Regions from separate parts of the Homo sapiens genome. Here region 1 is linked to region 2. Evidence: chromatin contacts called from ENCODE Hi-C or POLR2A ChIA-PET data. All regions are on one chromosome and are shown on one strand. The core of a region is the stretch at or near the end of the contact, and the rest is flanking DNA. Distances in the headings are between cores, read along the strand shown.

Evidence for each region. A loop is a pair of places that touch in the nucleus more often than their neighbours do. ChIA-PET counts read pairs that join two places held with the same protein, here RNA polymerase II (POLR2A). Pooled maps may share reads with other maps.
Region 1: a loop to region 2 is called in a map of Right ventricle myocardium superior, with 2.0 times the contacts of the local background. The contact joins two enhancer-like sites. A Hi-C loop is called at or near these places in 3 of 168 maps with a recorded cell type or tissue (Right ventricle myocardium superior, heart left ventricle and heart right ventricle) and 5 of 50 pooled maps. POLR2A ChIA-PET finds 5 or more read pairs at or near these places in 1 of 52 experiments (A673).

The regions. Positions count from the first base shown.
Region 1 is chr11:44,496,521-44,500,503 of GRCh38, reverse strand. No RefSeq gene overlaps it. Among named protein-coding and RNA genes, the nearest start is that of CD82, 67 kb to the left of the region's middle. Within about 2 kb of position 1,768, at least 2 of the 41 ENCODE cell types and tissues checked have a DNase peak (open chromatin) inside an H3K27ac peak, as active enhancers do.
Region 2 is chr11:44,360,053-44,364,059 of GRCh38, reverse strand. No RefSeq gene overlaps it. Among named protein-coding and RNA genes, the nearest start is that of ALX4, 52 kb to the right of the region's middle. Within about 2 kb of position 2,058, at least 2 of the 41 ENCODE cell types and tissues checked have a DNase peak (open chromatin) inside an H3K27ac peak, as active enhancers do.

The DNA.
Region 1 (3,983 bases), core at 519-3,018, 140 kb before region 2:
TCGTGGGCCCACCTTGTCCTGGGCTGGAGGAAGCAGACCCTAATGAGAGGCAGCTGTGGCCAGGCGGCCGGCTCACATTTGCTCTGCTTTGAGCATCAAAGCCCCGCGAAGTGGTTGTCCAGCCCTGAAGGCCATGGCCATCCATCTTGGAGGCTGCACTGCCAAGAAACCAGGTTCCAGTGGCCAGTGCCTGTTCACTCCATGAGGAGCAACCCCCGCCGCCCCGCCTACTTCCCAGCACAATTTCACCGCTGCAACGTTGGAAGCTGCCCCTCCACCCAAAGCCCTCCCCGCACCCCATGCCTGGTTTAATCCTGCCTGAGGAGATCAGACACCTGAGAGAAGCAGATGAAAGCAGAAAGGGAGAGGTTCGTGGGGGCTTGGCTGATCACCCCCAAAGTGACCCCAAAAATGTCAAATTCTATTTCATAACACAAACGGGGAGCCATTTAGTAAGACGGTTCGAAGCCTAAGCTTGGTCATTATCCTACCTGGGTTAGAACTGATACCTGCCTCTTACAAACTCAAATGTAAAATAGAAGGGAAAATGATACCTGGCTTGTAAGATGATTGAGAGACCTAAATAAGATGGGACATATGTAAAAATTTTAGCACAGTGCTTGTCATATTGTAAGTTCTTGATAAGTTATTATTATTACTGTTGTTATTTTGGGGTAAGCATCTTATTTTAAATTGTATATTTAAAATGTTTACACTAACAGACCCACAAAGGCCCAAACCTTCTATATGGATCTTCTGCCTAATTTAGAAATGTAAGCAGTTGTCCGGGCGCGGTGGCTCACGCCTGTAATCCCAGCACTTTGGGAGGCCGAGGCGGGGCGATCAAGAGATCAGGAGATCGAGACCATCCTGGCTAACACGGTGAAACCCCGTCTGTACTGAAAAAAAATACAAAAAAAAATTAGCCGGGCGTGATGGCGGGCGCCTGTAGTCCCAGCTACTCCGGAGGCTGAGGCGGAAGAATGGCGTGAACACGGGAGGCGGAGCTTGCAGTGAGCCGAGATCGTGCCACTGCACTCCAGTCTGGACGACAGAGCGAGACTCCGTCTCAAAAGAAAAAAACAAAGAAGAAATGTAAGCAGTTATGGTATGGACGCAGCCTCAAAATTAGTAATAAAAATATTAATAACCAAGCCATGTGCTAGTATAGAAAAATCACCTACGGGAGTCCACAAGCATGTAATTCTAATCTCAGTTCTGCTGTTTACTAGCTGTGTGACCTTTGTAAAGTTACTTTACCTCTTTGAGGCTCTGAATCTGGCTCTAAAGGGCCAGATCCTTTACATACATCATCTTCAATACTCATGGGTATCACCCTGTCTCTGGCTCTCAGTAAATACACAGCAAATGGTAAGTATTATGGCAGATCAACGGTGTCAATGTCCCCCTCCTTGTTATCTACTCCTCTTTGTATTCTTGCCATCTGTTATGTAACGTTTTAGTGTCCTTCCTCTGCAACTCAGACATGTGGCCTGCTTTGACTAGTGGGATGTTAGCAGATGTGATACAAGCACGTGTTTTAAAAAGCTTCTGTACATTTCCCACTTCTCTCTGGAGCCTTTGTACCTGCCATGGGAATATGCCCGGGCTATCCTGTTGGAGGATGAGACTTGTGCAGCAAAGTTGAGTCAGCCAGTCATCTCAGACGAGGGCATCCTAGATCAGCCAAGAGTTGGCCGACTCCAGACATGGGCATAAGCCCAGCCAAGATCAGCAGAACTTTCCAGACCACCCACGGCTGACAGCAGATGCATGAGCCAGTCCAGCCAAGGTCAGTTGAGCCCAGCCCACACCAATGAAACTCCATAGACTCTTGAGCCAAATCTATGTTTATTGTTGTGTGCCTCTGAGTCTTTGTGGTTGTTACTCAGTATTATTGTGACAAGACATAATGGAGGCAGATATTAATATGCAACCTTCTGGGTGCTTGCTTAAGAAATATGGACTCTTCCAGATGGGCCCTAGGGGATCTGGGACCCAAAGACATTGACAGTTGTAGTGAGAGTTCACCCTTGTCTTAATAGCTATAAGATTATTTAACTGTGAACCCATAATTGTCAAAATCTAAAATGTAATAACTCAACTTTGTTGTTTTGTAAATAGCCAAGAATAAAAATGCCAGAAGCATTAGTGATGTTGGCCAGATGAAGGAATTGGGAAGGGAAAGGCAGGCAGATCACCTCTCTTTATATGTCTTCAAACTCAAAGCTTGCAGACTTCTTGGCCCCAGAATTATAAATTAGGCCCTTCTCCTGAGGACCTCCTCTGCTTATTACGCAAATCTGATTCTAGAGCCTCTGAATGTGATGGTTTTAGCCAAATCCTGGGTAATTTGTCATTGCTGAACATAAAATTTGCTTATGAGCCTGCAATCCTTGTAGCTCCCAGCAGCCTGCAATCCTTGTAGCTCCCAGCAGCCTACAATGGAGGGAATCTGTGCAAAGGTTGAGAGCGCAGCTTGGCATCAGGCACCCTGGACTTGAATCTCAGCTCCCCTGCTCTGCAGCTGTGCAACTTTAACCAAACTTGGAATCTCTCTGGGAGGTTTTTACAGTAGCTCCTCCTTGGTAAATAGAATAAACTTGGTACCTGTTTCTTAAGGTTCAGTGAGGTAAAGCAAAGAAGGCATCAGCACACAGGAAGTGCTTAATGATTTGTAGTTGTTATTAACGGTCCTTTGATCCTAGTTGCAACATTTAGCCTGTACACCTCACACTGTCCCAACAAGGGTCAGCCTTGAGACCTCAGGGTTATAATCGATGCAATGCCCCATTCTTCCATTTTTAGATTTCCCAAGCCTCTTCTCTGAGACTCAAGCCAGTTTTATTTCTTGGGCCAGACTCTCAAATTATCAGATAGCTAAGAATTATTGACAATCCTATCAGTTAAGGTAAAGTTAGTTGATGTTATGGATAGAGGAAATCCCAAGATCTTAGTGGCTAAACACAATAGAATTTTATTTCTCATTCACACGAAGTCTGAACGGCAGTGGAATACCAGGGAGATGTACTCAGGTCCTAGGCTGACGGAGGCTCTGCCGTCTTTACCCTCTAGCTTCAACAGTCCTCCTGGGCATCAGCATTCAGCTGGCAGCTAGGAGAAGAGAGAGGATGTGGAGGACCACAGCAGGTATCGAACAGGCCCAGCCTGGAAATGGCTTATTACTCTGCTCACATTCTACTGGACCCAGAACCAGTCACATGACCACACACAGAGGCAAGGGGGCCAGGAAACATAGTCCCTGGCTGGGCTGCTGTTTTCCAGCAACGACTCAGCTGGGGAGCATACACTTTTGGTGCACAGATGGCCACCTCTGCGTCAATGGCCAGCACTCCCTGAGCACCTACCATATGCCTGGCACCATGTGATGCCCTTTTCACCCATCATTCATGGATGCTCACGGTAACTCTATGAGGGAGACACCCTTCTCATCACCTGCATTTTCCAGCTGAGGAGTGAGACCCTGAGAGATGACCTCTAGCTGCAGGGCTGGCTCTCAGAAGCAGTGGTTTCCTCTGTGCTCTGCTAAGTGTTCTGGCAAGGTGGGTGGGGTCCATTTCTGAACTTGTCCTGGAAGGCTACCTATTGGTGCTGTCTGACCAACACCACCACTGTCTCGCCAGCCTCTGTATTGACCATGCTCCATCACCCCCTGTGCAGAGACCCTGGGCTGGTCTCCCTTCCCAGCATCACCACCCCTCAGCTCTTGCCAAGCCATTAGCCCTTCTACAGCTCTACATCAGGCATGCCTTTGCTCTGCCTTCTGTCATAGCCAAGATCAGGCTGACCAGCTCACTAGATTTCCAATGTTAATGTGTGAAAGAGCCACAGGGAGGGCTTTGTGCTCAGCTGCCATGATCGCTGTGGCTGCGGGGGGTTACCACCTGTGGCAGACAGAAAAGTGCCCCCTCCTCCAGAGATGGTCACATCTTAATCCCCTGGAACCTGAGAATATGTTGCCT
Region 2 (4,007 bases), core at 809-3,308:
TGTTGCCAATCCTAGATACAGGGCTCTCAGGGAGGCAAGGAGAGCTCTAATCTAATTCAGAAGAGGGACCCAGGGGAAATGGAAGCTAAAGTTTATTGAGTACCTAGGCAGGCCCTGGATAAGTAGTGGGAGTGAAAACAGACAAGGTCTTGGCTCTCTGGGAGTTTCTAATGGGGAAGAGTGATGTCAAACACTCACACAAGACACAATAGACATAAACAGGGTGGGAGCTGTGAGGACAAGACACAAACTATATCACAGTGGAGCTCACTCAATCGGCAAAGTGGGTGTAAAGAGCAGGAAAGATTTGTAGAATAGCTGATGCCTAAGCTTTTCACATTTACTTCCTTGTCAAGCACTCAGCATAGTGCCTAGCCTAGTAAAGCTCAACGAATGGTAGCAAATACAATGTTACTATGAATTCACTTCATCTAAACCATCACGCTGCAAGGAAGGTACCAAGATGATCCCCATTTTACAGATGAGGAAACTAAAGACCAGAGGTGCCAAGTCACTTGCCCAGGGTTCCAATGTGGCTGTGGGAAGAAGCTGGGATTTGAACCCAGGCAGGTCTGGCCAGCTCTTCACAACCCACACTGCCTCCTGTTTCCCCAAACCTAATTTGGGAAGATGGGGGTGGGAGTCTTCAGTCTCCCTTATGGAAAACTGAATCCATTTATCAACAAATCCCTCAATTCTTTAAACAAAGTAATGCATGAGAAAGCATCTGGCACAGGCCAAGCTCATGGTGCCCAACAAATTCCACTGTCAAAACTCTCAGGACCAGAGCGGCCTTAAAGAGAAAGTGACTCAATAAAGATTAATCTGGTCATCTCTTGAAACACTTTTTATTTTTCTAAGGGAGTTTCTATTAAACAGACGGATAAGAACACAGGTTAAAGTCAAAATATGTGTTCATAGTCGTTTTAATCATTACTGCTATTGTTTGCAAACCCATGTAAGTCTCTGTGTGATAAAGACCTGGGGACACAGACATGGAGAAGAGTCAGGTTCTCAAGGAAGTCACACCCTCAGCTAAGGAGACAAAACAGAAACGTCTGGATGGCTGGAAAGTTAAGTAATAATATCAAGCAAGAAGGGACAATTTGATCAAAAGACATCACTCCCTTAATTGTAAAGGGACTGGTTCAGACCAGTGAATTTAAGGCTGTAGCCATCATGGCGGGGCAGAGGGTAGAGAAAGGTTTCCCATGGAAGGAGGAACATTGCTAGGTCTTGAAACATGGGGAAAATCTGATTAGACAGGGATGGGGGCTGGGTTGGAGCAACCATCCTGTTGGTTTCCGTCGTTCTTGAAATAAATATCTTTGGCATGTAGAGCAGCCCGCATCGGCTCTCTGAAGAACAAGACAGCATTTTATTAAGGAAAAAAAAATCCAATTTGGGGTCAGTGGACAGAAGAGAAGAGAAGGGTAGGAAGAGAACACACTCTGTCATCCCTAGTGAAGGCTGAAACTGCTTGCCCACGCAGAAAATGACATGTCCGGACACTGGAGAAAGTGGCCCCACCAGCAGGAAGCATGAGTGGCCCCTTGCCTGACCATGGGAAGATTTTTCAATTTTCCTAATGTTCTCCAGGAGGCCTGGTCTTACAGAGAAGAAATGCCAAAACTGGCCAAGAAAATAGAAAGTAGGAGTTTTCTGCTTAGAACAGCTCGAAAAACCTAGAAGTGGAGGAGTGGTGCGGCTCCTCGTGGGACGTGTTGATCACGCTCTGTCTTGTAGGAATGGCTCAGAGTGTGGCGGTGATCGTGGCTGGAGCCCCCTGCCTTCTGTGGCCCACCCCATCCCCCAACCCCCAGGTCCAGGTCGCCAGGTCCCCCACTTCAAGGTCGTTAGCTCAAGCTCTTGTCTCAACCTCCCGCATCAGGTGAGAAGCTAGCCAGGTTGAAAGAGCCCTGCCTGGCAGGCTCCCCTGCCGCTCTGAGACCCACCGCTGACGTGGGACAGGGAGCTGAGAGCTGGCCATCTGCCCTGCCTGTCCCATCTCTGTAGCAATCAGCCCCAACAAGGCAGCGAGCCGGCCGACAGGGCGGCATTTAAGTCAAACTCTCGCATATCAGTTTTGATTTCAACTGGAATCGCCTCCCTCGGCTGGATTTCAAAAGGCAGCGTTACTAATGAGAAACACACAAGTTCTTGAAATGAAGTTAACGTCTTTTAAAAAAGAAGGGGCGGGGGTTGCTTTTCTTTGCTTTGGCTCTGTTGATATATATTAGAACCACATTGTCCAAGGGCAAAAAAAAAAAACAAAAAAAAAAACAGACGTTCTGCTTCTGAACAGAAGTACTACGGGAGTCCTTGTACTTTGGAAGATGCAGAGAGGCTGGTGTCCTGGCCTGTCGTATCTCTCGACTTGGAGAGAATTTTTGTTTGTGTTTTTGTTTTTTTAGGGTGCTGGGAATTTGCAACTTCAATTTAAAACAGGAAAAAGGAGAGGAGGATATAGAGTATCTAAAGTGGGCAAAAATGAACGCCAATGAACAGTTAGTATTTTTTTTTAAGAGCTTGTTTGTTTTGGAGAGAAGTGGGACATAGAGACCCAAGGACGGGCTTAGGTTTATAGTCTGCTCCATCCCCTTCCACTTCCCAGCTCTGTGTGCCTGAGCAAGTCGCTTCGCCCTACATGACTCTGTCGCCTCTGTTTTTCTGCTGAGAAAACCATGAAACACCTCCCCACTACGGGGCCGCTGGGAGGACTGGAGGTTCCCATGAAGATGTGCCAAGTGTGCGTGACACTCAGTCCCTGCTCAGAAAATGGCACTTGGATTGGGGCATCCTTGCCATCTGGGAGCTGTTAGATCCAGAGAGCTCTGCAGGGCCTGGTTCTTTCAGGACACTTCTTTCTGGTGTTCCCTGAAGCCCACTAGAGATGTGTTCGCTCCTATAAGAATGTTCTCATTTCAGAGCTGACAGGAGGAAAGGACAGGGGCACTTCATGCTCTGCTCCATCATAACCGGAGCTGGACAAGATTTGAGAGGGAGAGGGATCTCTTGCCTCTTGAGAAGCCTGAAGCAGGGAGGCTATCCCTGAATATTCCAGAGGTGGTTCCTCCCAGGGCCTCTGCCTGTGGCTACCCCCTGTCCATCCACTAACTGCCTCATCCTCAGGTTTCTTCCAGAAAGGACCATGGACCCCTGGAACACTCTCCAGGTCTTGCTTGGGCAGTACCTTTCCTCTCCAGGCTTTGGTTTACCCATCTGTGCCAAAAGGCGATTGGATAAGGTCACTCCCGAAGCTCCCTTTCAGAGCTGATGGTTCACCAGTCTGTGAAGGGCTGAGACTCCCTCCAGCCTGGGAAAGGCTTTCAAATGCCCAAGATGGGGATTTTCCGAGGCTGGACATCCCCATTCAAGGCCCTGCAGCCTTTAGCATCTTCAACAACTTTCCAAACCCCTAGAAACACTGATGTAGGCAGGAGATGGGTGACTTGGTCCCCATCCTGGTGGGGATGAAAGATGCATTTGCCTGCATAGCCAACCATCGCTTCACTCCTGAGGAAAACCAAGCTTCCCAAGGGATGATGTATGTTCCATGTATCCCAAAACACACGGCAGGGGCCCCATTCCCCTTTGGAGGGATGAAAGTCAATCATGATGGAATCCGGCTTGGAAGAGGAAACAGGGGTCCCAGCATGATCAGGGCCTGTTCTTGGATCCACATGTCTTTGATCTATTCCCTTAGCTTCCCTGCAGCCTTAGTTCTAAGAAATAAGACCTTTGCCTTTTGCAAAAGCTTCCTGAGGACAAATCACCATTGTGCTTCATCCCTGTCCTCTGCCTCTCCATGCTCCAGGCTAGGGCTCTCTCCCGAGGTATCTGGGCCTTTTGGGGTTTTCCTGGCATCTAGAAGGAAGTAGTGAGGGACATCAAAAATTACATAGGATTTCCTCCCCTAGGAGCAAAAATCTGGTTCCAACCCTGATTCTTTCTCAGCCAAGTAGCTTCAGGCCTTAACCTTTCTGAGCCTCAGTTTCCCCAGCTGT